Regions from separate parts of the Mus musculus genome. Here region 2 is linked to region 1. The links are chromatin loops, found by intact Hi-C in ENCODE. Cell type or tissue: heart. All regions are shown on one strand. Links, peaks and the distances in the headings refer to the core of each region. The heading gives the core; the rest is flanking DNA.

Region 1 (14,181 bases), core at 4,806-12,805:
TCTTCCTGGATTCTACAGTGTGTTGGGGGAGGGGGGGTCACACTTGTAATTGTTTCAACTTGCTATACACTTCCTTTTTTTTTTTTTCTTTTTTGTGGTCCTGGGGCACTAAGACAGCTCCTTGAGCATGATGTACAAGCGCTCTACTTCACTGGTCTGTGTCTGTAGCTCTATGTTCTCATATTTGGCATCTCTACTCCAAACCTCAGTAGTCCTTCTGAGGATTGTTTCCTAATCTTGCATGTTTATTTTTTTCCAGATAAGCTCTAGTTATCATTTTCTCCATATCTAAAATCATACTATTGTTTTCCAGAGATTTTATTTTGGAGTGTGCAGGCGTCTGAACTGTGATAGAAGAGTAAGAGCCTTGATTCTCCATCACTTAGATCCATCATTCCTAACTTTGTTGCCGCTGTTCTTTGTTTTCTCCCAGTGCGCTTTTGCTTTGCTTCTGTAATCATTTCAGCCAAGCTGGAGACATTCCTTACCACACTTCATAACATTCCTAAACATGCCAGTGTGCCTGTCCTACAAGAGTGAGGGCATTCTCCTGTGTGATCACAATGCCACTCCCAACAACGAAGCAGGATTAGTTTAGATTCGAATTTCTCCACCCTTCTCTCAAATAGCTTTTCTAGTGGCTTCCCCAAGGGTCACAGATTAGTGCTGATGGGTGTCCCTTTAGGCTGTCTTTTGGAAAAGTGTTATTTTCTAAATAAAATTGGCTCTTTGAACTTTTTCTTGACACAATGACAACCTTATTAGAGCTTAAGAGCCAGACACTAGGGCAGTCAGGCTGCCAGGCAGAGGACTCCAGAGAAGAGGAAGAGGTGGCTTCAGTAAGGAAAGTCAGCCAGCAGCCACATGGCCCACAAGCAGCTACAAGGCTGCAAGGAGAAGTAGAGGTGGCCTCGTAGAGGAGTAGTAAGGAAGCCCAGAGTAGCTGGAAAGCATGCCCAAGCTTTGGCCACTATCCCAAAGGAAGAGACAGAAAGGTTAAAAAAAAAAAAACAAAACAAAACAAAACAAACAGGCAAAGTTCTTCTGAGTCAGAAAAACCAGTAGACCTTAGTGCTCCATAGTGGAAGATTTGCAAGAGACTGGATGGAGGAAAGGACTTCTGGGAAGAGAAAGAACATAATCTCACTGAGGAAATAATCCCACCCACTCCTTAGAATGACTTTAGGTGAATTAGCTTTCTGTGGGTAGGAAGGTAGGCTGATGATTCGAAAATTTTCACACTTGCAGAAAACTTGGGAAGATTGTCATATGCTCTATAATCGGTCTATTTTGTTAGTAACATGTTCATTGAAGCCATTTGGTACAATCAGTGAACCAATATTAGTGTGAGATACTAACTAAAGTCCATACTTATTTTCGGATTTCTTGGGGTTTGCCTAGTATCTTTTTTGTGTTTTAGGATCTTATGTTAAGATACTGTGTCCCGGCTTCTCTTGCCTGTGACAGCTTCATAGCCTTTATTTGATGTTTTGCTGCTGGGATTTGCCTGACATTATTAGTAGACTGTGCTTCTATGTTGGGGCAGGAGAGAATTGACAGGCCTGTCAAAGGTAAGACTTGTCAAGCATCTGTCTCCTCTGTGAAATTGCACTTTGTCCTCATGCAGTGCTATTAGAAAGCCGTACATGTAGCCCATACTTACAGAGTGACAACTTACGATACCCTACCTTGAGGGCAGAGTACTCATATAACTGATTTAGGTTTCTTCTATAGAAATAACTTCTACAATATGTTCCATCTCCTTTACCAATCTATTTAGTCATTCCTTTATTCAAGTTTGGGTTTTCAGATATGAATACTACCTTATTTTGTTGCTGCAACTGTTCCGATTGTAAATACTGGGAGCTTTATCTGTGGCTCTTATGTCCTTTGGCCATGCCCTCATCATTGTAGGTTTTGATTTTAAGCACTTCTTTGGTTTCTGGCAATATAATACATTCTAAACTTTGCATTGTCTATCACCTTTTCTAGTCCTAGAATTAGCCAGTTTTCCAAAATAGCCTGGTTTCATTGAGTGAAGAATGGTATTAGAAACCAAGACCTGGCCACTGCTTTGCTCATTGCCACTGGAATTTCACTGCTTCCACATCTTCTCATTTGGATATAATAAGGAAATGGGTGTACTCAATTAGCCCGTGCACTTCCATGTAAGTGTAACTATTTCTACATATAACATCTTGATCCATGCTTAGTGGGTTCATGCTGGTATTGAATACATCATCCCATAGATAATTCAAACTTCTTTTTCCTTGCTTATCAGTCAGCCTCCAACTGAAACCTGACTCCTGCCTTCTGCTAGTCACTTAATTGAATTGTTTGGTTTCTAATTGTTTAACTTACTGCACATATAAGTAATTGCAGAATTGCTAACTCACAGTCCCAAGGAAACAACTTTATCAGGTGGGAGCCCAGAGATTACAAATTGATTGTTTGCCATTTGTTTTACAGACTGCCCAGTTGTAAAGTGACAGGTTATTCCCCAGTCTCTTCAGTACACGCACTGATTTATTTTTAGAATTTTATTCCTTTTTTAAAAAGCTATTTATTTATTTCATGTATATTAGCACACAGTAGCTGTCTTCAGACACACCAGAAGAGGGTATCAGATCCCATTACAGATGGTTGTGAGCCACCATGTGGTTGCTGGGAATTGAACTCAGGACCTCTGGAAGAGCACTCAGTGCTCAATCACTGAGCCATCTCTCCAACCCAGGTTTTTTCTTTCTCTTTCTTTTTTCCTTCCTTCCTTCCTTCCTTCCTTCCTTCCTTCCTTCCTTCCTTCCTTCCTTCCTTCCTTCCTCTCTCTCACTCTCCCTCTCTCCCTCTCTGCCTACCTGCCTTTCTTCTCTCTCTCTCTCTCTCTCTCTCTCTCTCTCTCTCTCTCTCTCTCTCTTTCGAGTCAGTGTCACTTTGCAGACTCAGGCTTGCATCAACCTCACAGCAATGAACCTGTCTCATCCACTTTATAAATCTTTAATACAATTAGATTGTCTTATTGTATTGTACATTGTATTTTGGAATTTCCCTGACCTCCTAAGCGATTTCTTCATTTGTCTACACTAGGGTTCACTTGTTTCTCATTTTGCATGTGTTCATTTATTATGTTCTGTTTTCAGTACTGGAGATGGAATGTAGCCCTTCACATGAGCTAGGTGAGCTCTGTACCCTTTTTATTTTGTGGCAGTATCTCACTAAGTACCCCAGAGAGGTCCTGAACTTGAGATTCTCCTGCCTCAACTTCCCAAGTATACTTGAGGTTAGAAGCTCATGGAACCAAGCCTAAGAGAACTACTCACTTTTTGTGTTCTAAAGTTTAATGAGTGTTGGCTGGTGCATAATCTAATATAAGCACAAGTGCGTTGTTATCCTGTAGAATCATTTCACAGCCTTGAAAAGCCCCGCGCCCCACCTCTTCTCCCACTTTCCCCTGATCCCCTATGCACCCATATGGTTAGATTCCTCCACTGTGCAGTCTTGTTTGGACTGACTTCTTTGAGGAATATGCATTCATCAGTCCTCTCTGTGCCGTGACTACACATGTCTTTGTATCTCTAAATAGTAGACCGTTTTCCTGATGCCTCTGCCTGCTTACTTAGTAAATGCCTCGGCGGCTTCCAGGTTTGACTGCTCTTGAATCGCATTACTGTAAGCGTTCACATGTAGTTTTGTTTTTTTGTGTGTGTATGTGGACATAACATTTCAGATTAGTTGGGTAAATACCAAGGAGCACAGTTGCTAGATCATATGTTAAGATTATGTTTAGCTTTATAAGATATTGCCAAACTGTCTTTCAAAATGGCTGTATGGCTTTGCAGTCTCCATAGCAATGAATACATTCCTGTGTCTTGGCACTCTTCTCTGTTATTGCTATTGTCTGCTTCTGAATTTTAGCTCTTCTGCTCAGTGTGTAGTGACGTATCACCATTACTGTAATTCACAGTTCCTTTACAGCATCCTGCAGAACACGTTTTCATGCACTTATTTGCCATCTCTGTTTTTCCTTTGCCCATTTCCAAATGGGATTGTTTTCATACTGATCAATTTGAAGACTTCTGGAGATCTATTGAGTCGCCTTGAAAAATGTGTGTTTTGGAAAAAAAATTTTTTTTTTTACACTCAGTGGCCTGTCTTTTCATTCTCCTCCTATCTGTTACAGAAAAGTTAGTTTTAGTGAAGCCTAAATCGCCAAGTTTCTCTTTCATGGATCAGGCTTTTGGGAATGAGTTGTAAATCTTACCTAGATCTTCTCATGTTTGCATACAGTGTTATTTATTTTTAAAGTATTACTGCATATTTCATGAAATGACATATTTTATTATACTTTCATATCTATAAGTATATACTCTGTTCATATTCAACTCTCCATTAACCCCCCTTCACCAAATGGGCCCCTTCCTCTTCCCAAACGATGATCTTCCTTCTACTTTTGTGTCACACACACACACACACACACACACACACACACACACGTGCGCGCGCGCATTCACTCACAGAATTTACATTCTGGATATGACAAAATGATAGAACTTTCATAGCCTATGTGTGTATGTGTGTATGTGTATATGTGTGTATGTAGAGGTCAGAGAACTCAGGGCAGTGGGCTGTTTCCTTACACCATGGGATTTGGGAGGCTGAACTCAGTTGGTCAGGCTCCTGTGCCATCTTTTACAGTGACCTATCTTGCTAGCCTGAGTCCTGCTTTTATAATACTTTCACAAATAGGCAGAGAATTCTCCATATTGGGGGCTTGATTTTTCCATTCTTGTTAACTGTACTGATATCTCTGCTCTAATTGATATGCCTTTCTTTTTGTAGTTAAATGTTTCTCTTGTAATATTTGGCCAATATGAAATAGGAACTTATATATAAAATGAAACTGAACAAAAGGGACATGTGTTTACATGCCACCAAACTGACCATGTACTGGCAGTGTCCTTTAGTTTTGTTTGTTAGTTTCTGTGTCTTCAGAAAATATTTTTCCTATTTATGTATGTACTTTATCATAAAGTCTATTTTTACTTCAAGTATGTAATTCATTTGGAAGTTGTTTTTTTTTTTTTTTAAATGCGGAATGAAGATGCTGTGGAGATTGTTCAGTAAGCAAAAGTGAAGACCTAAATTCAAACCATAGAACCTACACAAAGCTAGATGCAATAGTTTGATTCTATAATCAAAGAACTCCTACAGCAAACTGCGAGATGGAGACCAGAGAATTCCTGGAAGCTTCTGAGCCAGCCAGCATGACGTGTGGAATGGCAAACAACAAAGAGACCCTGTCTAAAACAAGGTAGAAAGGGAAGCATTGATGCCCCAAATCATCTTCTGACCTCCACGCAGATGCTGTGGCATGCTATGCCTGTACTTACACACACACACACACACACACACACACACAGAGAGAGAGAGAGAGAGAGAGAGAGAGAGAGAGAGACAGAGAGAGACAGAGAGAGACAGAGAGAGACAGAGAGAGACAGAGACAGAGACACAGAAGGGGGAAGAGAGAGGAGAGGGAGAGAGAGATTAAAAACCCAATCTAATTGCATCATTTATTCAGTTTAGTTTGTGGTTTTGAGACAAAGTCTTACCATGTACTCCAGCTGGCTTTGAATTCTTGATGTGTCTGGCTCTGCCTCCAGAGTGCTATGCCACTATGCCCTGACATTTGCAGTATGTTTCACATGCATTGTTAGCTGCCCTGGTGCCATATGTTGCCCAGTGTATTTTCCCACAGTTATCTGCAGTGCATCCTATGAACCACATCAGACTTCCACACGTGAGTGGGACCTTCTGGGCCTCTCTGGCCGATTTCATCATTCTATTCTTATGCTTTGTGCTAGTCTTGATTAATAATCGTCAACAGACATTCCTGAGAAATATAAGCTGTATAATAATAATAATTTGTTCTTTGTGTGTGTGTGTTTGTCTTAACGATTCCTTTGATTTCTTTCCCATGTAAATTTTAGAAATGGCTAAATTCCATTAAAAAAAACCCTTTACTGTAATATACTACATATATACATTATCTCATATACTACATATATACATTATCTCAGGGGTAAAAGCACCAAGTCTTTCCATCCAACATGAGGCCCTTTTCTGAAGTCTTAGTAAAATTTTATAATAACTTGCATACAGATTTTATAATAATTATATTTATTATATAGTCACATATACATATTCCATATAGACTATATATAAAAGATGTATATTTCTGTATATGTTTATATACTTATTCTCACAGTTTTACTAATGTTATCTGAAAATCTTGCATTTCCTAAGTTTCTTGGTACTTTTTTAAAAAAGAAATTCAGTTAATTTCCATATGCTGAATTTATACTTAATAAGCTACTTGACCTTTTGGTTCAGCAAAATAATTTATCTACTGGCGAAAGATGGGGATTCTTGCGCAGTGCAGTTGACTAGAATTGGTGACAATGAGCACATTCATCTTCTTCCTTATTTTTGCAAGATTCTAATTACAGTTTGAGAGAAAGTCTCACGGTGTAGCCCTAGTTGGCCTTGAGCTTGCTTTGGTAAGCCAGTTGGCTTCAGACTCACAGAGACTGGCTTACCTCTGTTTCCCAAAGAGCTGGGATTAAAGGCATGCCTGGCCCGTGACTCTGATTTTTAACTCCTAGGAATAATGTATGCTGTAGATTCCTGATAGATTGGCTTTGTAAGTGCATGCATGTGTTTCTTGAAACATAAATCCATGCCTGGTGAGAAGACTCAGAGATGTTTGTTCTCTGACCTCTGGTAGCATGTCCATCCAACATTCAAAGATATAGATCCTGAGCGCATACATGTGCACACACACATGCACAAATGCTAAAATCATAAACACTTTGTCCTAAGAGTCTCAGGGAGAAGTTAGAGTGTATATATAGATGAGGAAGGACTTGGGGAGGGGCCCTATCTACGTAGGCATGGTAAATCCTTCACCTGTGCTGCATGAAGACCTTCCAGTGTTGCTTTAGGGTCACCCATACTCCCACTTGGAAGCCATCACCCATGTTGTATAAGAAAATGCATTGTTTCACCAGGGTGATCTTTAGTAGACTCAAATTTTGAGAAACTTAGGAGCCAGTAGACATTGCTTAGCCACCACCTGTGGAAATTTCTATAGCAATCAGAAAGAGTTGAGTACAATCTATGTCCCAGCTTCTGTACCACCCTGGCACTGCTCTGTACCTAAAATGTTCTAGTCACTGTGGTACTCACATTCTCACACAATCCTCTCTTTTAGCAACCTCTGCTGGCCATCTTATCTCTAATACACAATTGTCTCTGTTCTGGTCCAACTCTCCCTAAAAATGGTCTCCCTAACTATTTTCTTGATTCTCCACTCCCCTCAATTTGTTCTTATATATGAGACCCTGCCGTCCTTTTTCTCTCCCTTTCTTTTTCTTTTTTTTTTTTAAAGATTTATTTATTTTATTTATATGAGTACACTGTAGCTGTCTTCAGACACACCAGAAGAGGGCATCAGATCTCATTACAGATGCCTGTGAGCCACCATGTGGTTGCTGGGGCTTGAACTCAGGACCTCAGAAAGAGCAGTCAGTCAGTGTTCTTAACCACTGAGCCATCTCCAGCCCCCTTTCTCTCCCTTTCTCTTCTTCTCTCATTTAATTACAAATACTTTTAAAATGGAATGGTTTTTCTCTATTCTTCTAGCCTCTTCTGACATGATGATCATCGATCATCAGGAAGCTCCAGTAAGTCTAAGTCTATTCTGATCAGTCTGCTTCCCATTCTTGTCCACTTCCCACCCATCCTTCCTCCTCCAGCCCTGCATTACAGTGATGGTGTGAACAGGAAAATGAGCCCATGCCATGTCCATGCTGAAAGCCCATCCTCTGTGGTCCTTAGCACCCAGGATACAACCTGACACCTGAGTGTGGTCTACAAGAGCCTGTATAACTCATCCCACCATTCGTTCCTCTCCTAGGTCACACTTTCCTTGTCACTCTCTGCCTCTTTCATTCCATGGCCACCAAACATATGTTTCTACATCCTCTGCCATGGTCCTTGATACAGCAGGGAATTCTCCCTCTACATCTCCACAGTCCCCCATCTCCTCCTCAGCTCCACTTAGAGGACCCCTCCCAGAAAACCCAAGTGCCCTCTGCCTCCCCCTCTTGCATCTTTGATCAATTCATTCTCCACACAAGAGCAGCTGTTTGTGATTGCATTATATTCTTGTATGTCAGGGAACGGGGTTCTTGTCCCCATCTCTTCTGCCTCAGAAAAAGTGAATTCTCTTCATCCCCAGTCTGATATTTCTAATGTCATTTCCTCATCTTCTGCTGTGCCAATTACCATCCAGGAGTTAAGGGTCAGCAGTGAACAAGAAACACGGAAACTAGGACCAGGCATGGTGGCACACGTTTAATCCCAGCCTTTGGGAGGAAGTGGCAGTTGGATCTCTGTGAGGCCGAGGCCAGCTTGGCCTAGTCTACATAGTGAGTTCCAGGGGAACCAGGGATATAGGGAGAGACACTGTCTCAAAAAACAAAACAAACAAAACAAAGGCCAGGAACTGACTGTCATTCATGTCCTCAGGACGACACAGGAAAGTGGTCAAACAATAAAACAATTTGACGAATATGACAGGAAGTATCATCCCACTCCTTCACCTGGATTCTGTCTGATGGCATAACTAGTGTCAGCAAAAATGGGCTGATAAAAAATCTGGAAGGGATTGACTAGAAGATGAAACTGCTACCAACAATCTATAGTTGAGGAAAGAATCAGAGAAACATCTGTTTGGGGGACTGTGTCAAATACATCCCAAGGAAAAATCAATTTTGCTATCAATTAGTAAAAAAAAAAATTAAAAGTTTGAGTAATATAAATAATGAAAAAAAAACCATTTATCACTGAAAATAGGATGAATCACTCTTGTTCTTTTTCAAGGCAGAGGATACTTAAGGGTGGTATGTCTTTTACAAAAACAACTGTTGTTGGGTTAGAGAGAGCACGGCAGTGAGGGACATACACTATATTTGCAGAGGATCCAAGTTTGTTTCTCTGTACTCACAACCACTTGTAACTTCTTCCCCAGAGGATTTGACACTCACTTCTGGCCTTCATGAATACTAAGAGACCTGTGACAGGCACACACACACACACACACACACACACACACACACTTACACATGCATCCAAACAAACAAAAGTAAATCGTAAACCTTTTGTTACTATTTCAAGTCTACATATCACAAGAAACAAGAGTAGGATGCTATTGAAGGGATGCAGACTAACATCTGGCATGACATGGATTTGCTCTTTTCTCTTTCGTGTGTGTCAAGAGCACTTGGTCATCTGTAAAAGCAATGCTCCCATGTGCTATTCTGGGTTCTCTTTACTTTGGCTGAGAAAGCATGCATTGAGGGGTTGGGGATTTAGCTCAGTGGTAGAGCACTTGCTTAGCAAGCGCAAGGCCCTGGGTTCGAGCCTCAGCTCTGAAAAGAAAAAAAGAAAGAAAGAAGACAACATGCATTGGGCTGGAAAGATGGCTCAGAGGTTCAGAGCACTGGCTGCTCTTCTAGAGGTCCTGAGTTCACCTCATCTATAATGAGATCTGGCGCCCTCTTCTGGCGCGCAGGCATACATTCAGGCAGAACACTATACATAATAAATCTTTATTTAAACAAAAAAAGTAAACGTGTATTTTTCCTTTTCTTCCTTGGTTACCCTTCACATTAGTTTCCTTACATGAAAAGGTCTCATTTAAGTGTTAAAATACAAATTAAGTGTCACCTACTTTGTAAAGCATGGTTACAAAGCTAGTGGATGTCTTCATTGATTTCTGCATTCTCTCCATCTTCCCAGTGGGAATCATTCAGTTGTTTCTATCTGGTCCCTTTGACACTTCACCAAGAGGATGCAGTGGTGTTAAATGTCCTACAAACCCTCAAATCATGACCACTTGGCCCTTTATAGAAAAAAAAAAAGTACCCAAACTTGGTCATAGCTAAGTACTTCCCAGTGGACTCATTAATTGTGCTGCCATCGGATAATAAAAGATATGCCAAATCATTTACAAGTGATAGATATGCGCCAGACTGCTGGAAGCTACCTGGTGGTCCTCCAGTTCACCCATCCCACAATGACCCAAAGCATTGCAGATGGGGGCCACAAGCCCTGATCTGGCCTCAACCATGTGTACTGCTTTGTTTCCGGCAGGTCAGCAAAGAGAGCTCGATGGGTAAAGCTGAGTCCAGCTTTAGGCACACACGTAAGTGGGGCAGGTCTGAGCTCTAAATGCATCATTTAGATGCATTGGAAATGGACTCGACGGATTTTAAAAGAATTTATACATTTATTCATGTTCTGGGGTGTGTGTGTGTGTGTGTGTGTGTCTATGTGTACATGAAGGCCACAGGCATGCTGTGGAGGTCAGAAGACAGCTTGCTGGAGGTTTTCTTCTATCAGTCATGGTTAGAGAAGATGGCAAATCCTCTGTTCATCCTAGCTTGATGTCTGGCTTGGTGGCCAAAGTTTGCCTTAAGACTAGGACTCATAACAATCAATGCAAATCTAATCTAATCTAGGCATCACAGCAGAGGAGGAGGAAGACAGACTGAGACTTGTGGACCATCATACTACCCACAGACCTGCCCTCCAGCACATGGAACAGGCCAGCCATAAACACCTGTTTGCCACACCATATAGCATGGATGGAGGATGTCACCCAGGGGCACAGCAGCCATGTGGCCAGTCTACAGCAGGAGCCATCACAATGTACAAGTCTGCAGTAGTCAGATGGGAGAAAGAAGTGGAGCAGCTTGGGCATTATGAAAAGAGATGGAGCTAGAGACTCGAGGGTGGCGAGGAGATGCCTGTTGTGAGTGTCAAACTCTGCCACCTGTGGCCATGGTGAGGTCCCAGCACAAGCTGCCACTGAGGGCCAGCTCTTGAGTCAATAGTTAAGTAGCACAGCAGCAAGGGTTGCTGTTGATATCAGTGGCTCTAGACACTAGACTACTAGAGAACTTGGGAATGTCCCTGGTCCAGGAAGCCGCCAGAGACCACATGAATGTCCAGGGGTTGTGCATAATGGCCCCACCCATCACTGGTGCTCTGGAGAGCTGGCCCCATCTCTCACTAGTGGCAGCACTTGGGGAGCAGGACCTGCACCTTGCCCAGACAGCACAGTGACCCTGTCACTGTTCTGCTGTAGGGTGACATGGGCACAGAGGTGATGCCCCCACCTCTACCACTACCCCTCACCACCTCTGGCATTTGAGAAAGCTGCCCACAAGGTCATGAGCTCCAGAGGGCTGGCCCTGCCCCTCACCAGATGCAGTACTCAGGAAAGCAGGCCCTACACCTCACCTGGGCAACACAACGGAGATGGCCCCGATCACTGTTGGGTGAGCCATCCCCGAGAGAGTGAGAGCAGTAGAGCTGACCTAGCTCCTCATAGGCTACAGCCCTTGGGGGAGTGGATCCCAAACATTGACTGGGCAGCATAGTGGAGCTGGCTCTGGCATCCTGCAAGTTAGCCTCCCTGAGGGCAGGAGAGCATAACTGACCCTGACTCCTGTAGATGACAGCATTGGGTGGCCTAGCTGGAGCAGTGCTAGAGAGCTTGCCCTGGTGGTGTGGATAAGGGAGAGCTGGTGCACTGACCAGCTCAGCTACCACCCAGGTCCAGGTCCAAGTCCAGGACACTGAGGTGGCCCACACCAAAGTCTATATCATCTGTTAACATCTGAGATGTATGAAAGGGCCAGTCCTGCTGATCCAAAGCTTCAGGAAATCCATGGCACAGGGCAACAACAGGATAACCAAGAGGAATCCCAATGAGGATCCAATATTGATGGTGTGGCAGAAGCCAGAGATCTCAAAGCAGACCAATGACTCATTGCAGTGAACATTATTTGCAGATGAAGATGTGTGGACAGAGGGATAAACTGTGGGACACATTGTGATGTAGTGCAGTTTCCACAGTGAGATGCCTTCTATGCTTTGGGGTGTGTGTGTGTGTGTGTGTGTGTGTGTGTGTGTGTGTGTGTATTTTATTTTGGCAAGGAGATTGCAAGGGTGAAGTGTGGATATGAGAGGAATGGAACGTGAAGGAACTAGGGCGCATGATGTACAACTCACAAAGAATTAATGAAAAGTAAAAATAAATATATAAAAATCACTTTATTCCAGTTAACTCGCTAATAACAAACGCCACCCAGCTGGTATCAGGAAGCCACTCCAATACAGTCCTGCATGTGACACCTCTCATTAAGCATCTACACAGAACCCCTCCTCATCACCCCATCCCTGCAAATGCTCTCCTTTCTATAATAAATATCTGCACGCTTTGAAGACCTGGTGAGGTGAGGAGAACCTTCCAGACTTTAGCCAAAGTAGCCCATTCCCCAGCAGACCACTAGTTCATTGTTCTGTGCTCCAAAGCCATGCCAGACTGCAGCAAGGCCAAGCCATCCTTTGAGATAGTAGGATGTTTCCAGCCTCAATGTCACTAGCCTGAAGGAAATTCCCTAGCTAGAAAGCAGCATGCAAGGAGGGTCCTCCACATTAGCCTCTGACTTGGCAAGAAATTAGATTTTAAAAGGAGGGTGAGGGCTGGTGAGATGGCTCAGTGGGTAAGAGCACCCGACTGCTCTTCCGAAGGTCCGGAGTTCAAATCCCAGCAACCACATGGTGGTTCACAACCATCTGTAACAAGATCTGATGCCCTCTTCTGGAGTGTCTGAAGACAGCTACAGTGTACTTACATATAATAAATAAATAAAATTTTTTAAAAAAGAATGAAAAATTTAAAAAATAAAAAATAAAAGGAGGGTGAGGGGCTGGAGAGATGGCTCAGCGATCAAGAGCCCTGACTACTCTTCCAGAGGTCTTAAGTTCAATTCCCAGCAACCACATGGTGGCTCACAACCATCTGTAATGGGATCTGATGCCCTCTTCTGGTGTGTCTGAAGACAGTGACAGTGTACTCACATATATTAAATAAATCTTTTTTTTTTTTTAAAGGAGGGTGAAATGGAGGCGTTGGAATGTTTCTCATGACAGTGAAACAGAAGGGAAACGAGCACAGAAGACAAATGAATGAACCCTTGTTCCTGGAGTCAGACCCTAATGTCCATGGAAGAACTGGCTAGAGAGGAGAAAACGGTAAGATAAAAGCTGTGTGTGGATGACATCCCCACACGGCACATCCGACTCTTGGTTTAGAAAAAGAGAAAAATTCACAATTACTGATGATGGCTCTATTTAAGCCACTGTGGTCATTAGGGAATATTCTGCTTTGGAGCTGCTTGAACTGAGAAAAGCTTTTCAATGGGCATAGAAAGGAGCCCCCTACTGATTGGCTTTTGAGGCTCTGGCACATGGGTGTGAATGGAATCTGCTTTGATTCTCTTGCTGCTTTGAGCATCATGCTGGCAGCATGATGATTTATCTTTTTCTCTATGAATGCCTGCAGAATCACCACTTGTATGTATGAGGGAAATCACTCACGCCTTACGGACTGGCTCATTCTGCCTTCCAATGGATCAAGACATGGTGGTGATGACAGCCACTGAGGAGAATTAGGTGATGATGCCATGAGAGCTGAGGATGTAGGAGGAAGCTTTTGATGCCTATTTATTAGGCCAGATCGAACTGTGCTAAGGCCCCTCTCAAGATTCAAAGCAACAGGGCCTCTGGAGAGGTACTGCTCTCTAGTGGCTGTATGAAGCCCACTAGTGGAGCATAAGACCAGGGTGGGGAGGATTCTGGCCAACCCAGATGACCTGAATTGCTGCACAAACCAAGGACACAGTTTTAAGGCAGTCAAAAGGGGACACACACACACAAAAATGGAAAACAACCAAGAGTTACCAATTCTAGTGACCAGGAAACAAACACAGTGCGACTTGTACCATGCTGGTTTACCACAAGGTGTAATTGGTAAGAAACTCAGTGCTGTCTTAGTAAGTTTCCCCAAAGCAGGGGAAGGTAGAAAGGTCCATATTCTTTTTGTGATGGCCTTCTCATGCTAGAATCAAAGGACCTTAGATGGCAGGGCTCCCCCAGCCACTCACAAGGGAGCCATAAGGGGCAACTGAAAGTGCCACGTTGAACTGCCATCATATTGGTCTTCTACTAATATAAAGGCCACATGGGATTTGTTGGCCATGGAGCTAGAGT
Region 2 (17,046 bases), core at 5,381-13,380, 270 kb before region 1:
TTCCATAAGATTTCAATGTTGAGATCATGTTTGTACTATAATTTAATTTCAGTACAAGGATGTATGAGACGATAAGGGAGTTGGAAGGGAGGAGCCATGACGCTTCTTTTGATAGCATAAAGTCTTCATTTAATATTTCTTATTGCAGAATGTTAGGCAAATTGCTGGCCTATTTCATAATTATTTCATTATTTCTCATTGTGATCAATAGGCCAGCTTAATACAATGGAACTCCACATCATAAAATGTGTCATCACCTGAATAATCAAATGTTATTTGAAAACCTCATCCTTCTTTAAAAAAAAATCTATCTTTCAAAATTCATAGGTTTAAGACTAGCAGGTGAGTCTGGAAAGTGGACTCTCCCAAATTACAGTTATTAATTCATACCCTACATACCCAAGAATTGATGAAAGATAAGTAAAGACTTAAGAAATTGAATCTGATGTTACTCTTGGCACAGGTCTTTAACATGCTAGACAACTGTCCTGACATTGAGCTAGATCCTCATCCCAGAGAGCAACCCTGTTGCCTCTTTGATGTTCTAGTGACATCTCCACTAACGTTTCCCATTAGAAAAGAGAGCCAATGTTTTCCTTGTTGTTCCTGTTAAGCAAGGGCACTGCACTGCACGACTTGCTGATGCATTCACACTCATTCGGGAATGTCTCACTGTGTTTCCTCCCTGAATGGTCATGAGAACGATTTTAGCGTGTACTGTCTTCTGCATGACATTTATCCCTGCACCCAGGTTAGTTTCCATAAAAACAGAATTCAGAAGGCTATTTCTTCCATTACAAAGACCATTTTTTAAAAGCATTACCTATGTGCTTCTATTCACATTTCAGCAGGAATGTTTTTCAGAGTCTTGAAGACCCAAGGAGGGAGCATCCACTGTGCTTTGATAATGCACTCATTAGTCTTGCTTTCCCATAGGTAGAAGTTAGCCCACTGGCTTCCCTGGTTCATGATGCCATAATCTGTTGCCAGAAACAGGATGCTAGTTTAACATCACAGAACTTAAAACCACAGGTCCTAACCATTTAAAAAAAACTAATATGGCTGGATGTGGTCGTGCATGCCTTTAATCCTAACACTCGGGAGGCAGAGGTGGGCAGATTTCTGAGTTTGAAGCTACCCCTGGTCTACAGAGACAGTTCTTGGATGCCAGGGCTATTCAGAGAAACCTTGTCTTGAAAGAAAAAGGAAAAACTAATTTTCCCTACATTATTATACTTCCCTACCTTTACCCCACCCTCTGCTAGGAAACTGCCATCATACAGCTTCAGACGTCAAAGCTAACTTTCTTGTTCATATTCTTACATAAAGCATTCTCTGGGTTAATGGGTACTTTGCAGGAAGAAGTTGTGATATCTTCATTACAAGGTATTGCTGGGAACTGACCAGTGTTGCCCTCATATTTTCCTAAGGTCCCAGTATCATCAAGCCATCATCATATTTGAGTCCTTTCCCAGTACCTCTTATCATAGACTCAGTTAACTCTAGATGCTTTAACCCTCCCCTTACCAGTTTTCTCTTAAGTGTAGTGCTTCCTACAAGAGGAAGGAATTCACTGGGTTGCAAAAGTCACCTCCGGGGAAACTGCCAACACATCTGACCAATACTGTGGCTAAGGGATCCATGGATTAGAAAAGCCATAATGTGTACATGGTGTTGAAAGGCCTGTGAATATACAGACTCCCATTGATGGAATCTGAGCCAATGGGTAGCCTCTTATCTAAGAATAGTCTTCTCTCTCTGCCAACCACAGGTGGGCTTTGTGTCAGATATAAAGGTAAAAAGGTTTCTCTCCCATTACCACTCTCCTGAGTATAGAAAAAGCATATAAGGGTTTTTTTTTTTTTTTTGGAAGAAATCATTTAAAAGCTCATAGTCTTGAGAAATTAAGTGCAAAATGTCACTGAGAGTTTGTGAAATAGGATACTTCTTCTGAAAAACGGTAAAGATAATAAAAACCTCATGGTAAAATTACATATAAATCTATAGGTAATATGCTACCTACATAATTTGCATATTTTATAAACATATAATATTAATTAATAGTGGCATTGTCAATCAGAATATGCATGGGCCTTTTCCTGGCCCCACTGGAATCTTTTGAAACTGACTTTAATTTGCTTTCGGTATATATATGAATTGGACTACCGTTGCTATGGAGACGTTAAAGCTCATCCAAACTTCTGTGTGGTTATGTCTGAAATTATGTCTTTGGGGAGATTCACGTTATGAGAATGAGGACTGTGGGTGTCTGCCTCTCAAGGTTCCACTTGTTATCAGCTGCCATCATCTACTAAACTAGAAAGACTCATAGATTCCCAAGCCTAATAGATGATTATATTTCATAGTAGATCTTTTATCCTGTCAACCATCGTGAATAACATACCAAATTAATTTGGGGGCATAAATGGATGTGCTTTTTAGGAGAATTTGGCTCTATTTTCAGCTGTGAATTATGCATTAGTAGGAATTATTTGGACAGCATTCATCATCATTTCCGAAGTTAATGAAATTCCATTACACTTTGGTACATTTTCATTTCACCCTGTGGTAAATTAATTCTTCCTCGTTCTCCCTGTGTGTCTCTGTCTCCAATTCTCTTTTTGCATCATTTACAACGATTACAAACTGGAAACATGGAGGGGCTTCATAATTCACGTAAGTTAAATAAGGGCCAGGAAAGACAGATGTTTCTGATTCTATCTACGATGATTTATTCTATAACCCAGTGCCAAGATAAATGTGGAAGGCTGCTTGTTTTCTGAGATGCTACTATTGTTTGTACTGCTCTATAAATCAGAGATGGGCAAGACTGGGGCTGAAGGATTGACTACTTCCCCTGGGCTACTACTCAGAAGAACTAGCCCCCCAACTTGACACTATTCACACCTGCCACCTCAGCAGCTACAGCAGGAGAACATGTCCCCAGGTAGGATGCAAAAAGATGTACTTGACTCTCGGGGGGCGTGTGGAGAAGCTCCACTGGCAAATGAAAAGGCCAGCCACAGAAGAAGCAAACCTGTAGCCAGCCTTAGTGATGAGTGTCTCTGGTTATTATCAGCCTAGTCCTTCCTGGCCCCAGCCTGCTTCCAAACCTAATATTGATTGCCTGAATCCTGTTCTCACAGGTCCCCTGCCCAATAAGTAAACAAATGTCTTTTGTCTAGCTCCTTAGGAACAGACCAAAGTGCATCCAGGAAGCTGCTGTGGCCCTGCTCTCATAGATGGTTCTGTATAGCTGTGGACTCTTTTTTTTTTTTCAGATAATAGGTTAGTGGTTGAAAGGGACTTCTGCCTCTGAACACAAAAAGCACCAGTGTTTGAGTGCTTTGGAGTATCTTTGGGAACATTGCCGAGTTCTGTACCAAACTCATCAGTAGTTTCCACCGCGTCAATGGAAATAATGTCCCTCACACAGACATAGCATGAAGAAGAAATGAAATAAGGCATAGGGAAATATCAAGCACTGGGGCTAATACTTGGTAAATGGCAGTTATTATGACCATTACTAGCTCGTTCTAATGTTTCCTGACCACCTCCTGATTCTTTGCTCCTTTTGTCGTCTGTTTGCTATTATGCTTGCTTGCTTCCCACTCATCTTCCACAGGGCTTAGAGAGGTAATGGTGGCCACTAGAACATGACACATCCGGCCCCAACCACTGTACGGAAAGTTCAAGAAATACAGACCTTCTTTCCTCAGTCTTTAATACCCAACACTGAGTTCCTTGGGAGGGTGAATAGATAGGTAGAAATACAAGAGAGGCAGAGGAGAGAGGAGAGATGCTGGAAGATGCTGAGAGACATGGAGTAGTATAGGTGGAGAAGGATAAAGATCTAAAGTCCCACCCAAGATGAACTGCAGGAAAAAGAGAAAGATAATTTTCAGTGTTGGATGATTCTATCACACATGTGATAACTGACACAGGATACTTTTTCTGCCTTCAGAAAGATTTGTGTTTTATTTATGAATAAGGATTTGAGTCATTTACAGAAATGTCTTCTCAATTCTTCCCTATTAAAATGATATACCAAAGCTGTTTGATTTCTATAGATGAAGTGTTCGATCAATTCGGTTAGAACAATTAGAAATGATCACAGTTGCAAATACTTCTGGTTGATAGTATTTGGCCAAATGCCCCAGAATGAAATCAACCAGATGGCAATGGCATTGATTATACACGCACTGGGATTTTCCAGTTTAAAAAAAAAAAAAAGGTTTCCCAATGAACAATTCAGATAAGCAATAACAACACAGAGTCCTGGTTACATATACTAGCCAACTCTTTTGATTATTTTTCAGCTTAGTTTAGTTGCCTTGTACAATACATGTATGTTTGTTCAGACTGTTCGATGATCTCTATTTCAATTAACTTCAGACACATCCCCTTCTGAAGCAAAAAGTAGACAGCATAGATTTATTTTCCTGTATCAACCAGCCTGACAGATACTCAGGTAAACATAGTCATGGCACCATCTGTACAGTAAGCTGCCTGGAGCTCTTAAGCCAGGCGAGTGGTTGGAGTCAGGTGAAGATAAGGGGGACCTTGATGGTAATTTATAGTTGTTGGGGAAAGGACAGAGCTAGGGAGGTACCCTATTCTTGATGAATGCAGAGACCATTAATGAGGGGAAGTAATCAATATTGATTGATTGTGGAAGGTACAGTAAATCCTGTGATCACACGCCTCCCTTTATCAGTGGTTCTGCAAGAGCGGCTTTTCCTGGGAAGCTTTATAGAAACCTGCTAATTTAAAAAGGCGGGACGGTATATGGACACTGAATACTTTTTTTTTTCAGGAATATTTCATTTAAATAACAATCGTGGCAAATGAAGTCTCCTTTTTGATCAAATTTCACGTTAAGATCATGAACTTAAGTCTTCTCTTCACGGACCAAATTGTTACCCATTCCACCCTACTTCCTTTGAAGATTTTCCATCTCACTAGCGATATCTAAGAGGTTCACGTACTCTGCATCCTGGTCAGCTTTGGATACTATCCATTTTGTTTTTATTTAAGCCATCCAAATAGGTACACAAGGGCATCTTAGTGTGCCTTTAATCAGCATTTCTCTGATGACTAACAGTGTTGAGAACCTTTCCATCTGCCTGTTTGTTAGCACTCTACTTGGTATACGATAAGTGCTCCTACCCAGGATCCACATCATTTCCATCTGCTTCTTCCCCTAGTGCATAATTTCAACAGAGGCTACCTATTTCAAATTTAAAGTAGCAACCACAAGCTTGGAAAATATAGCACTGTGGAGCAAGGGGGGGAAGGAGCTACTTGGGGGGAACTGCTCACATACCATATCATAGAAGTGACCACTGACCTCTGGGAGAAGGAACTGCCTAATTCTAAAAACAATAGCAATAAAAAAAAACTTCAGTGCACACAACATACACACAGCTTCTTAATTAGAATGTTTCATAGTAAAATGTATACCATAGGTAGATAGATTGACTTTTTAAGATGTATATATTTAAACCAGGCAGTAGTGGCACACACCTTTAATCCCAGCACTTGGGAGGGAGAGGCAGGCAGATTTCTGAGTTCGAGGCCAGTCTGGTCTACAAAGTGAGTTCCAGGACAGCCAGGGCTACACAGAGAAACCCTGTCTCAAAAATAAAAAAAAAAAAACAAGCAAGTCACTGAAGAGCTGTCCACGTGCACTTCATTATGACATACATGGCATCTAATCCGTACAAAATGAAATGAGAACTCTTACTATCATTACAACCTTCCCTTGGTGCTCAGTAACGAAGTCTCTGACATTTACTTCCTTTTCACTTTAAACACACACACACACACACACACACACACACACACACACACATCGGATTCTTGAAGCCTAGGATGTGATTGCAAAGTTCCTTTTGCTTTACGAAATTGCCTCGAACACACCAAACAACAGACTATATACAGCACAGGAGAATCGCATGACACTTGAGGCCTACTCTGGCTCCTGGAAAGGAACTCATTGTCTTTTGTCTTCATCTCAGGCTGAATTTAGAAAAGAAGTGAAACTTCTGCTCGTTAGTACTCACCTTGGTGTTCCGAGTCTAAACATGACACTGGTCCATTACTCTTTAAGGTATTTTTAAGGTTCTTTTTATCTATATAACTGTTTGGCCTGCATGTATGTATATGTACCCCACATGTGCCCACAGAGATCAGAAGAGCACAGCATATCCCTTGAAACTGGAACTACAGACAGTTCGTTAACTGCCATGAGGGTGTTGGAAATCTAACCCAGGTCCCCTGGAAGAACAGTAAATGCTGTTAACTACTGAACCATCACTCCAAACTCTGTTCAATCTCTCTTTTCTCTTGATGGCGCTCACCGAACACAAAGCTTCCTTTGGTTCTAAACTCACTTCCTCTTTCTTCCCATTTCCTGTTCACATATTTTAAATGTCCCATATTTATTAGTCTCTGCTTAGACCACCGAGAAACACTATAAAATATTAAAGTCATGTTAACCTATACTCTTGCCTGAGCTACCAACAAATGTCAAAGAAGGGGTGGAGCTGGAGAGAAATTATTGTGGTGCATATTCTGTTAGGGATATAGAGATATGTGCTACACAGGTGATGGATGGACGGGGGGGTGGGGTGGGGGGGGCGTAAAACGGTACTCACTGATCCTCTCCAGCTAATCATTAACTCAAGGAGAAAGAAGGAGTCTTTAACAACAAACATTAGTAGCAGGTGCATTCCTTTCTGTAAATAATTCTGTAAACACTTGTTTATTCCTGATTAGATTTTTGCCTGTGAAAGGGAAAGATTGGAATGTCTTCACTATAATTAATTCTTCAATTACCCATGTTAATGGACAGAGGCAACTGCTCTAAAAATCTCAAACAGCAGTAGATACTCAAGTACTCTTCTCATCGGTCACATGTCTTCCTACAGTCGGTTTTCCTTTTCCACCCACAGCTAGCAAGCAATTGTTTGTGCAGTCAAGAAAATGTTTTCCTGGGGTAATCTCTCCCCCTGCAGGCCAATTGATTATTTCCTGAGAAAAGGCTAGAATGATGCTCCACCTGTGTGCTAATTTACCAAGGGTGCTAAGTACACCCGGAAGGGAAGCTTCACGGAAGGACAATGCCCCTTAGGAGCTAGGATGCACACTCACCTCCTGTTTCCTAGTATTAATGTACCGGAGAAGGCTGATTGAGAGCTGAAATCATCAGGAGAAACTATGTGATTTTAAGTAAACTGCTCTCGGAGTCTCAGCTTACTCGACTGTAAAATGGGACGGTAAAACACAAGGTACAGTGGTTACCCTTGTTAATATCAGCGACCATTACTGCCGATATTAAGGTTGTTGACTATAGTGAAAGCATGGAAATAAGTGATTGTTTCAACCAGGGGATGTGAGTTTGCTGTACTCATGATAAGGAGAAGAAGGGCTGTTGTTTTTAAAAGAAAAGACATTCTAAACTGGGCCTGGTGACACACACCCATAATCGCAGCAACTCTGCAGGCTGACATAGGAGAATATCAAATTTAAGGCCTGCTGGATCTACACCGTGAGTTCAGGGACAGGAAGAATAGTTTAGTGAGACACTGTTGCAACCTAAACGGTGGGAAGCCTAGGGAAGGAAAGGACTGAAGATGCAGTTCAGCTTCTGTGAAAGCCCCAGCCAGTGATCCCCACCATCCCCTAGCCTAGCAGAGAGTGCCTCTTGATGCTTGAAGCTTCCCGCATTTCTGTTTCTTCAGAATCCCTCCCAACCAGAATGGATTCCTTTAAACATGTCCCCAGCGCTGATGCCTCTCTGAGACCCAGGAGCTCCATGTCTTTCCAAGGTGCTTTGGCAAATACCCACTCCCATTCAACCAAACCAGCTTCTCCTACATCAACTATGTGTGACCTCGGTCAAACCAGTGTTCCTCTTCAGCTTCTAGCCCAAGGCCCTAAAAGGTCTCCTTTCGGATGTTCTAACGTCCTGGGAATCTAGCTAGGACATGGGAAGAACACCGTATATGTGGATGCTTGGAGTCTACCTTCCTCTGGCAGCCTCTGAGAATAGCATCTGTAAATCAAACAAACTAACTACTTAGCTACAGACCAGAGTAGGTCTCCTCCCAACCCATTATGCTCAAATGAAAATTTATTGGCTTTAAGCTAATGAAGAAACAGTGAAAGGAAGGCTCAACAGTTAAGAGCACTTACTGCTCTTGCACAGGACCTAGGCTTGTAGGCCTGGTTCCCAACATCAGGTAGCTCACAACTGCCTATAACACCAGTTTTCGGAAATGAGATCTCCTCTTTCGACCTCTGCTGGCACTGGACATGCACGAGCACGCATGCTCTCTCTCTCTCCCTCTCTCTCTCTTTCACACACACACACACACACACACACACACACACACACACTCAAAACATTCACACAAAGTAAATGAACAAATCTTTTTTTAAAAAAGAATTAAAGAAGGGCAGGGCAGTGGTGGCACGGAAGGTGAATTTCTGAGTTCGAGGCCAGCCTGGTCTACAGAGTGAGTTCCAGGACAGCCAGAGATACACAAAGAAACCCTGTCTCGAAAAGAAAAAAAAGCCGGGTAGTGGTGGGGGACTCCTTTAATCTCAGCACTTTGGAGGCAGAGACAGCTGGTTCTCTGGGTTCAAAGCCTCCTGGTCTACAGAGTGAGTTCCAGGACAGCCAATGCTGTACAGAGAAACACACAGGTTTCAAGAAACCCTGTCTCCAAAAAATAAACAAAAATAATGTAAAGAAAATAAAGTAACAGTGTGATGTCTAATATACCAGTGGAATTCCTGAGTTAACTAATTTCTCAACAGTGGGCTGATGGCTGGTGTTTTTCTGTAGACCTAACCAGAGTTGACTTTGCTTGCATGATACATCTTGTCCACTAGGTGGCAGCAACACTCAGTTTTACCAAAGAGCAAGGCCTGGTTTTCTTTTTGTTTTTGTTTGTTGTTGTTGGGTTTTTTGTTTGTTTGTTTGGTTTGGGTTGGGTTGGGTTGGGTTGGGTTAGGTTGCCATTTCCATGATGACCTCTATAACACACCTTCAGGTTTTAAATGTCTACTTTTATTTTCTGAACAGCCAAACATGTTTGGCTCCAATGAAAAGTAGTCACAAATAAATTTCAGATTTCAGAGAGGGGCATCAAGTATAAAGCCAGGCAAGACTGAGACTAACAGCTGGGGATGATCCTTTCATGAATTCGCATAGATGGAAGAGCTGGAGTGGTTTGCCTGATGTAGTTAATGGCTCAAGTCTCTTCCCCTTCAATGCCGGTCTCTTATCCTTAGATAGGGAGACACATCGTTACACATGAAGAGGCTACTCACAAGTAGGCAGTTCTTACACAGGAAGGGACAGTCCACACAGGTAAGTATGTCCCATGCCAGGATGTTTGGTGACATTTCATACCTTGATTTCCTGATAAAGTCTCATACAACACACTCCATATGGATCCTCTCCCCAATAATGGACAGGATGTTCATTTTCAAAATTATAGATTTAAAGAAATAAGAAAGGCACAGTGGGCAGGGGTGTCCAGGTCTGTCCCAGTGTGAAGAGTATCTGATATGAGTTTTTTTTTAATATTTTTTATTATTACATATTTTCCTCATTTACATTTCCAATGCTATCCCAAAAGACCCCCATACCCTCCCCCCCCCACTCCCCTACCCACCCACTCCCACTTTTTGGCCCTGGCGTTCCCCTGTACTGGGGCATATAAAGTTTGTGTGTCCAATGGGCCTCTCTTTGCAGTTATGGCCGACTAGGCCATCTTTTGATACATATGCAGCTAGAGTCAAGAGCTCTGGGATACTGGTTAGTTCATAATGTTGTTGCACCTACAGGGTTGCAGATCTCTTTAGCTCCTTGGGTACTTTCTCTAGCTCCTCCATTGAGGGCCCTGTGCTCCATCCAATAGCTGACTGTGAGCATCTACTTATGTGTTTGCTAGGCCCCGGCCTAGACTGCCATATCCAGGGATCCATCCCATAATTAGCCTCCAAACGATGACACCATAGCATACACTAGCAAGCGTTGGCTGAAAGGACCCTGATATAGCTGATATGAGTTTTAAGGTTCCATGTGTCTGTCTAACCCTGGCTCTCTCCCTTAGGAGAGGAGCGGACAGAGGCTAGCGACTTCTTCAAGCTCTATCCCATTCCATCAGTCACCAACAAAGACACTAGTGAAAAGAGGGTCCTCTAGCAATCACCAGGGACATGCCCCTCAAAATATATATTTTAGAACAGAAACTACTAAGCCCATCCCACCACATGGCTATTAGGCCAGGTTATGTGGCTAATTGAAGCCTATAGAATCAGTATAGCTAAATTAGGGACTGGAGAGAGGGCTCAGTAGTTAACAACACTGGCTAATCTTAAAATGAGAAGGGTTTGGTTCCCAGTGCCCCCATCTGGTGCCTTAAAAAAGCCTAAGACTCCAGGGATAGGGGACTCAACACCCTCATCTGGCGTCTACAGACACCAGGTACACACATGGTACACATCTATACAAGCACTCTCACATACTCATAAACTAGTTTTGGTTTTTGCCGGGCAGTGGTGGTGCACACCTTTAATCCCAGCACTCGGGAGGCAGATGCAGGCAGATTTCTGAGTTCAAGGCCAGCCTGTGTACAGAGTGAGTTCCAGGACAGCCAGGACAGCCAGGGCTATACAGAGAAACCATATATCAAAAAACCATATATATATATATATATATATATATTTGTCTTTAAAGTTTTGGCTCAGACCTTTAATCCCAGCATTTGGGACGCAGACACAGGAAGCTAGCCACATGTGGCTTACAACAGGTCCAGGCCAGCCAAGCAGACATAGTAAGATCCACTCTGAAAAAAGAATTCCTAATCACTGTAGCTAAATTAAATCCAAGTGATGGGTTTAATTGTTTTATTTTTATTTAGTTATTATTTTTATTTTATTATTTATTATTTATTTTATTTATCTTTTCATATTTATCATTTAATTATTTATTTTATTTATTATTTAATTATTTGATTTTTATTTTATTTAATGGACTTTACATTTACAAAATGCCTACACATTTTTATGCAAGGTTTGTTTACACTTTACAAGGCATCTTGGTGGTTTTCTTTCTTTTTTTTTTTTTAAAGATTTATTTATTGGTTATATGTAAGTACACTGTAGCTGTCTTCAGACACTCCAGAAAAGGGAGTCAGATCTCATTACGGATGGTTGTAAGCCACCATGTGGTTGCTGGGATTTGAACTCCGGACCTTCGGAAGAGCAGTCGGGTGCTCTTACCCACTGAGCCATCTCACCAGCCCGGTTTTCTTTTTTTTATCTTATTTGATACTTCAAACATTATGCAGATAGTATGATGAATAGTCAGTCATCATCCCATGAGAACAGAACAAATCGGAGCTAGGAACCACAGTAATGGCTGCCATCCCATCCCCCAAGAGGCAGAGGCAGGATGTTCACGTGAGCCTAAGAGTGTGGAGCCAAACTGAGCAGCACAGGAATACTATGGCTCAAAAACAAAGCAAGACCAAAACAGAGAGAACAAAGGTTCTAGAGTAGACAATTTAAATTTATATCATAGAAAAGATACATTTGAGCTATGTGACTCTGGGCATTTTAATTTTCTTTCCTTTCTCCCTCTTAATTTTTCTTTTATTTAGTAATATCATGAGGGTGAAGTTCGGGGGAGGGATGTATGTGCACGTGTATGCACACTAGCACAGGTGGTGAATGTCATGGCTTCAGCATGGAGGTCAGAGAATCACGTTCTATTATGTCCTTCTACTGCATATTCCAGGCAATGAGCTCATTGTAAGGTTGGCAAGGCAGGCACTTTTACCAATTAAGCTGGTCTAAATTGAATACCTTTCTAAGCCTCAGTTTCCTGCTCCATAAAAATGGGACAAAAAGCATTTAGCCCAAGGTTTGTTATGAGGAGCAAGATGCCATGGGCTAAACTCTCAGACACACCACTTACTACTGAATGATGAATGACGTGTAAGTGATCAAAGATTATACTCAAGGGTACATGGATCCAGACAGAATATTCTTAAAAGGGGGGAGGGAGTGTGCAGTATATGGGCATGAACACATCATTAATCCTAGCACTAAGGCAGGAGGACTGCCATGACTTTGAGTGAGTGCGGAGTACACAGTACCAAGCCAACCAGGGTTACATGGTGAGACTCTCTTTCAGAAGAACCAAACCAAAAAGGCTACAGGAGGGCCGGGTACATTTAGGTACCAGCTGGCATTTGGGACCTAAGCCACCAGTTTATGCAATTGAGGATGGAAGCGAATCTGTAGCATTTGGTTCAGTAAAGCACAATGGCTGCTCACACTCCTCATGTGGCTTTGGTGCACAAACTGTCCACCCTGTTCTGCAGCAGAAGAGGAAGTTACAAAAAGGCCAGAAAAACACTCAGTGTGAGAGGGTAGAGGGTTGGGGAGAAAGAAGTGTGAGCCGAGAACCCTCAAGTTCCTTTCTATGCCTAAAGATAACACCCCCTCTCCGCAATTATCTCATCTCGCCATCCCTGCGGATACACAGATACAATGAACTGATGGAGGGTGATTTGGTTTGAAAGCTCTTCATATGCATCCTCCACTCCCCCACCCTCCTCTTCCCAAGACCATATTCCAAAAACATTATGTCAAATAAAACGGAGGGTAGGGGAGTGGTAAAATTGCCAGGCAAATTCAATAGGCTCACTGTTTTTAATGATAGAAACACCAGAAGAAGGAAAAACAAAACAAAACAAAACAAAACAAAACCAAAACCAAAACCAAAACCATTCCTGCAGTTCATCAACAGTAATCTAAAAGCTGATAACCTATTTGAGCAGATGAAATGCTATTAAGGCACTAAGTGGTAAGTATGTGGACTGGATTAAGTAAAAAATGAAGATTGCAACACAATGTAGATTCAAACATTTCATCTAAATACGGCTGGAATATATGGCCATTGATACAAATAAAAAGAAAACTGTGCGGTAGCTAAACCGTCGTCACACTGATTTGGTTTAGCTACAGTGCATACCATTTTAAAAGCACAATCACCCTGTCTCGAGACAACAACAACGACAACAGCAACAACAAACCCACAATCACCTTTAAGCCTCAAGATAGCCTTTTGACAATTTCTATACTCATAGATCCTTCTTGAACTATAATTTGTATTGCATATTGTAAGTACTGTGGCTTTTAGAAAATGCTAATTTCAAATAAGTGGTCTTGCTGTCTGCTAGCTGTTAGAGGTTGAGCAAATCACTACACTTCAGTTACTTCTCTGGTAAAATGAGGGAGAAGCCAAATCTTAGTGTCTGAGCTGTCAGGAAAACTATACTTTTGGTTTTCCTTCCTTTTGTGCTCCCGGGAACGCCAGCTCAGACCACTGACCACAAAAGTATCCATTAATGGACTTTGAAAAATATGGTGAAAAAAAATGCTGGCGATGTGTGCCTTTAATCCCCACACTTGGGAGGCAGCGTCAAGTGGATCTCTGAGTTCAAGGCCAGCCTGACCTACATGGTGAGTCCTAGGAACAGCCGGGACTATGTAGAGAGATCTTGTCTAAAAAATAAAATAAATAAATAAAGGAAGGAAGGAAGGAAGGAAGGAAGGAAGGAAGGAAGGAAGGAAAAGGAAAGGAAAGGAAAAAGGAAAGGAACGAGAAGAAAAGAGAAGAGAAGAGAGGAGAGGAGAGGAGAGGAGAGGAGAGGAGAGGAGAGGAGAGGAGAGGAGAGGAGAGGAGAGGAGAGGAGAGAAGAGAAGAGAAGAGAAGAGAAGAGAAGAGAAGAGAAGAGAAGAGAAGAGAAGAGAAGAGAAGAGAAGAGAAGAGAAGAGAAGAGAAGAGAAAAGAAAAGAGAAGAGCATTGCAAACTGCACTAGAGAACCGTGTAACTAACCTTCCTGTTATAAGTAACACAACACAAACTCTGTGAAAATGATTCCAGTTTCCGTGAATTTCGGAGACCATGCTCAGTGTGCTCCCTTTCTACCACATCCACAGCCTTGGTAGTGATGTAGGTGAAAGGTAAGGAACGTAACACAAAAGAATTCGGGTCTAGACAGCTGAAGTTGACAGGCTCTACTGTGGTATCTCCAAGGCTGAAGGAAAACTCGAGCCCACATTGTTTTCTTTGAGCCGTCAAGTCACCTAGCCTTCTAGGGATCATGGACAAGCTTTCCTGAAGGAGCTGAAGGAGGATACATTGTTGCCCTTCCTAATCTGACCTTCAGCAAAGCCTGTGCGACTCCCTCTGTGCCAGAAACTGCCAAGGCTGTGGACCTCTGGCTCACATTCTGAACTGCACGCACTCTTTTTTTTTTTTAATTTTTTATTAAGTATTTTCCTCATTTACATTTCCAATGCTATACCAAAAGTCCCCCACTCCCCTACCCACCCACTCCCACTTCTTGGCCCTGGCGTTCCCCTGTACTGGGGCATATAAAGTTTGCAAGTCCAATGGGCCTCTCTTTCCAGTGATGGCTGACTAGGCCATCTTCTGATACATATGCAGCTAGAGTCAAGAGCTCTGGGGTACTGGTTAGTTCATAATGTTGTTCCATCGATAGGGTTGCAGATCTCTTTAGCTCCTTGGATACTTTCTCTAGCTCCTCCATTGGGGGCCCTGTGATCCATCCAATAGTTGACTGTGAGCATCCACTTCTGTGTTTGCTAGGCCCCGGCATAGCCTTACAAGAGACAGCTATATCTGGGTCCTTTCAGCAAAATCTTGCTAGGGTATGCAATGGTGTCAGCGTTTGGAGGCTGATTATGGGATGGATCCCTGGATATGGCAGTCTCTAGATGGTCCATCCTTTTGTCTCAGCTCCAAACTTTGTCTCTGTAACTCCTCCCATGGGTGATTGTTTCCAATTCTAAGAAAGAGCAAAGTGTCCACACTTTGGTCTTCGTTCTTCTTCAGTTTCATGTGTTTTGCATATTGTACCTTATATCTCGCTATACTAAGTTTCTGGGCTAATATCCACTTATCAGTGAGTACATTTCATTTGAGTTCTTTTGTGATTGGGTTACCTCACTCAGGATGATGCCCTTCAGGTCCAACCATTCTGCACGCACTCTTTAGAGATGCCTTTCTCCTCTTTCGGTGAGATCGACTTTCCAGTAAGGCTGCCTCAGTGCATAAGAAGTGAGGGGAAGGTTCACATGCCACAGCGGCAGTGGTGCTAGCAGAGATCCATCTGTTTAGAATTTGTTTGCTATAATCAGCCTCCAAACGTAGACACCATTGCATACACTAGCAAGATTTTGCTGAAAGGACCCAGATATAGCTGTCTCTTGTGAGACTATGCCGGGGCCTGGCAAACACAGAAGTGGATGCTCACAGTCAGCTATTGGATGGATCACAGGGCCCCCATTGGAGGAGCTAGAGAAAGTACCCAAGGAGCTAAAGACATCTGCAACCCTATAGGTGGAACAACAATATGAAGTAACCAGTACCCACCCCCCCCGGAGCTCTTGACTCTAGCTGCATATGTATCAAAAGATGGCCTAGTCTGCCATCACTGCAAATAGAGGCCCATTGGACAGGCAAACTTTATATGCCCAAGTACAGGGGAACCAGGGCCAAAAAGTGGGAGTGGGGGGGTGGGTATGGGGGACCTTTGGGATAGCATTGGAAATGTAAATGAGGAAAATACCTAATAAAAATATTTTTTTAAAACAAATCTGTTTGCTCAGACTTCTGTCTACTCCACAAGAAGACCAGCCTCGGGGCAGGACTGACTGGGCCTGAGACTTCCCACAGTGCTTTGCCTCCACCCCTGGTCAACAGACTCTACCTTGTGCCCTTTCTGAAGGAGGCTTTATCTTTCCCAGTCGCTGAGGGAAGTGCTGGCTCTCTGGGAAGTTCCAGGTTTGTTTTCTTAAAAGATAGATTCCAACTCGTCAATGACTTATTTATCACCCCTCCCAAAACAAGCCTCCTCTCCTCTCCTCTCCTCTCCTCTCCTCTCCTCTCCCCTCCCCTCCCCTCCCCTCCCCTCCCCTCCCCTTCCCTCCCCTCTCCTCTCCTCTCCTCTCCTCTCCTCATTTATCTTCTTTCTAAAAACTACCTGGGTAGAGTTAAGAGACAGAATTACCCATTTCAATCCGAGCTATATGGTATATTACCATCAATAATAATAATTGTTCTGGGCATAGTGCCTCATGACTCTGAGTTCAAGACCAACCACATCTAAATAGAGTTCCAGGCTAGTTAGGGAAACATAGTGAGACCCTGACTCAAATAGTAATAGTGATAGAGGTTACTTCTCATGACTTCATCCTAGTCGACTAGTGAAGCGGTGCAAATGAAGTATGTAATTCACATGTTACCTTCTAATAGCAACTGGTATTACCACAACTAGCCACTTTACATGAATCCTGAAATTTTACACCAAGTAATTAGAATTTCAGTGAAACCGTTATAAGCAACTGTTAATCCTCTCATTTTGCAGATGAAGAAACCAAGACAGAAGGCCACATTGTCCTTGGGTGGTTCAACTGGGTCCTGGACCCAAACTGTTAAGTTCTAAAGCCCCACCCACTTTTCAGCACCCTGCAATGGAGAAGGAGCCATTTGGTGCCTTTACCAGTAGGCCAATCAGTTACTCCCCTGCTAGTCCGTTACTCACATTTGAATGCTTATATAATGACAGCATTTTCCCCTGAACCAACTCCCTCCAAATGTCATTTCCTCCATCTATAAACAGACTGAACACATCCCTGACTTACATTTGAATAAAGCCATTTCACATTTCAGATTTTCTTAACCCTGCAGTAAGCCCTCGGGCAGTGCCACAGGTCCAGGGCTGAATTCCAGCTCACAGTGGAGGATGTGGGAATACTGTAGGCTAAGAAAAGAGCAAGAGAGCAAATGAGAGAGAGGTCCCCTAAGTGCTGCTTTACCCAACTATTTCCCAGCAGGCAATGGATTAAGACACAAAGGAAACATATGGAGATGAAAAAAGCATGCTGGGGTCCATGTTCCTATTAAACATGCACACTGGGTCATTTGA

Evidence for each region. Hi-C counts contacts between places; a loop is a spot of excess contacts. Peaks named below come from ENCODE experiments on the same cell type or tissue, not always from the same donor. Only the 100,000 strongest peaks of a DNase experiment are listed, where the experiment ranks them.
Region 2: it touches region 1 in a loop (8-fold over the local background); 3 of 42 quality-filtered maps call a loop at or near these places.

Annotation. Positions count from the first base shown.
Region 1 is chrX:56,568,095-56,582,275 of GRCm38, reverse strand. It overlaps a transcript of Gm648 not described here. Among named protein-coding and RNA genes, the nearest start is that of Mir5116, 13 kb to the left of the region's middle. In heart, for the core only: a CTCF peak has its summit at 9,624 (motif pointing left); no DNase peak of the experiment used is centred there.
Region 2 is chrX:56,831,414-56,848,459 of GRCm38, reverse strand. No RefSeq gene overlaps it. Among named protein-coding and RNA genes, the nearest start is that of Map7d3, 18 kb to the right of the region's middle. In heart, for the core only: a CTCF peak has its summit at 8,877 (motif pointing right); no DNase peak of the experiment used is centred there.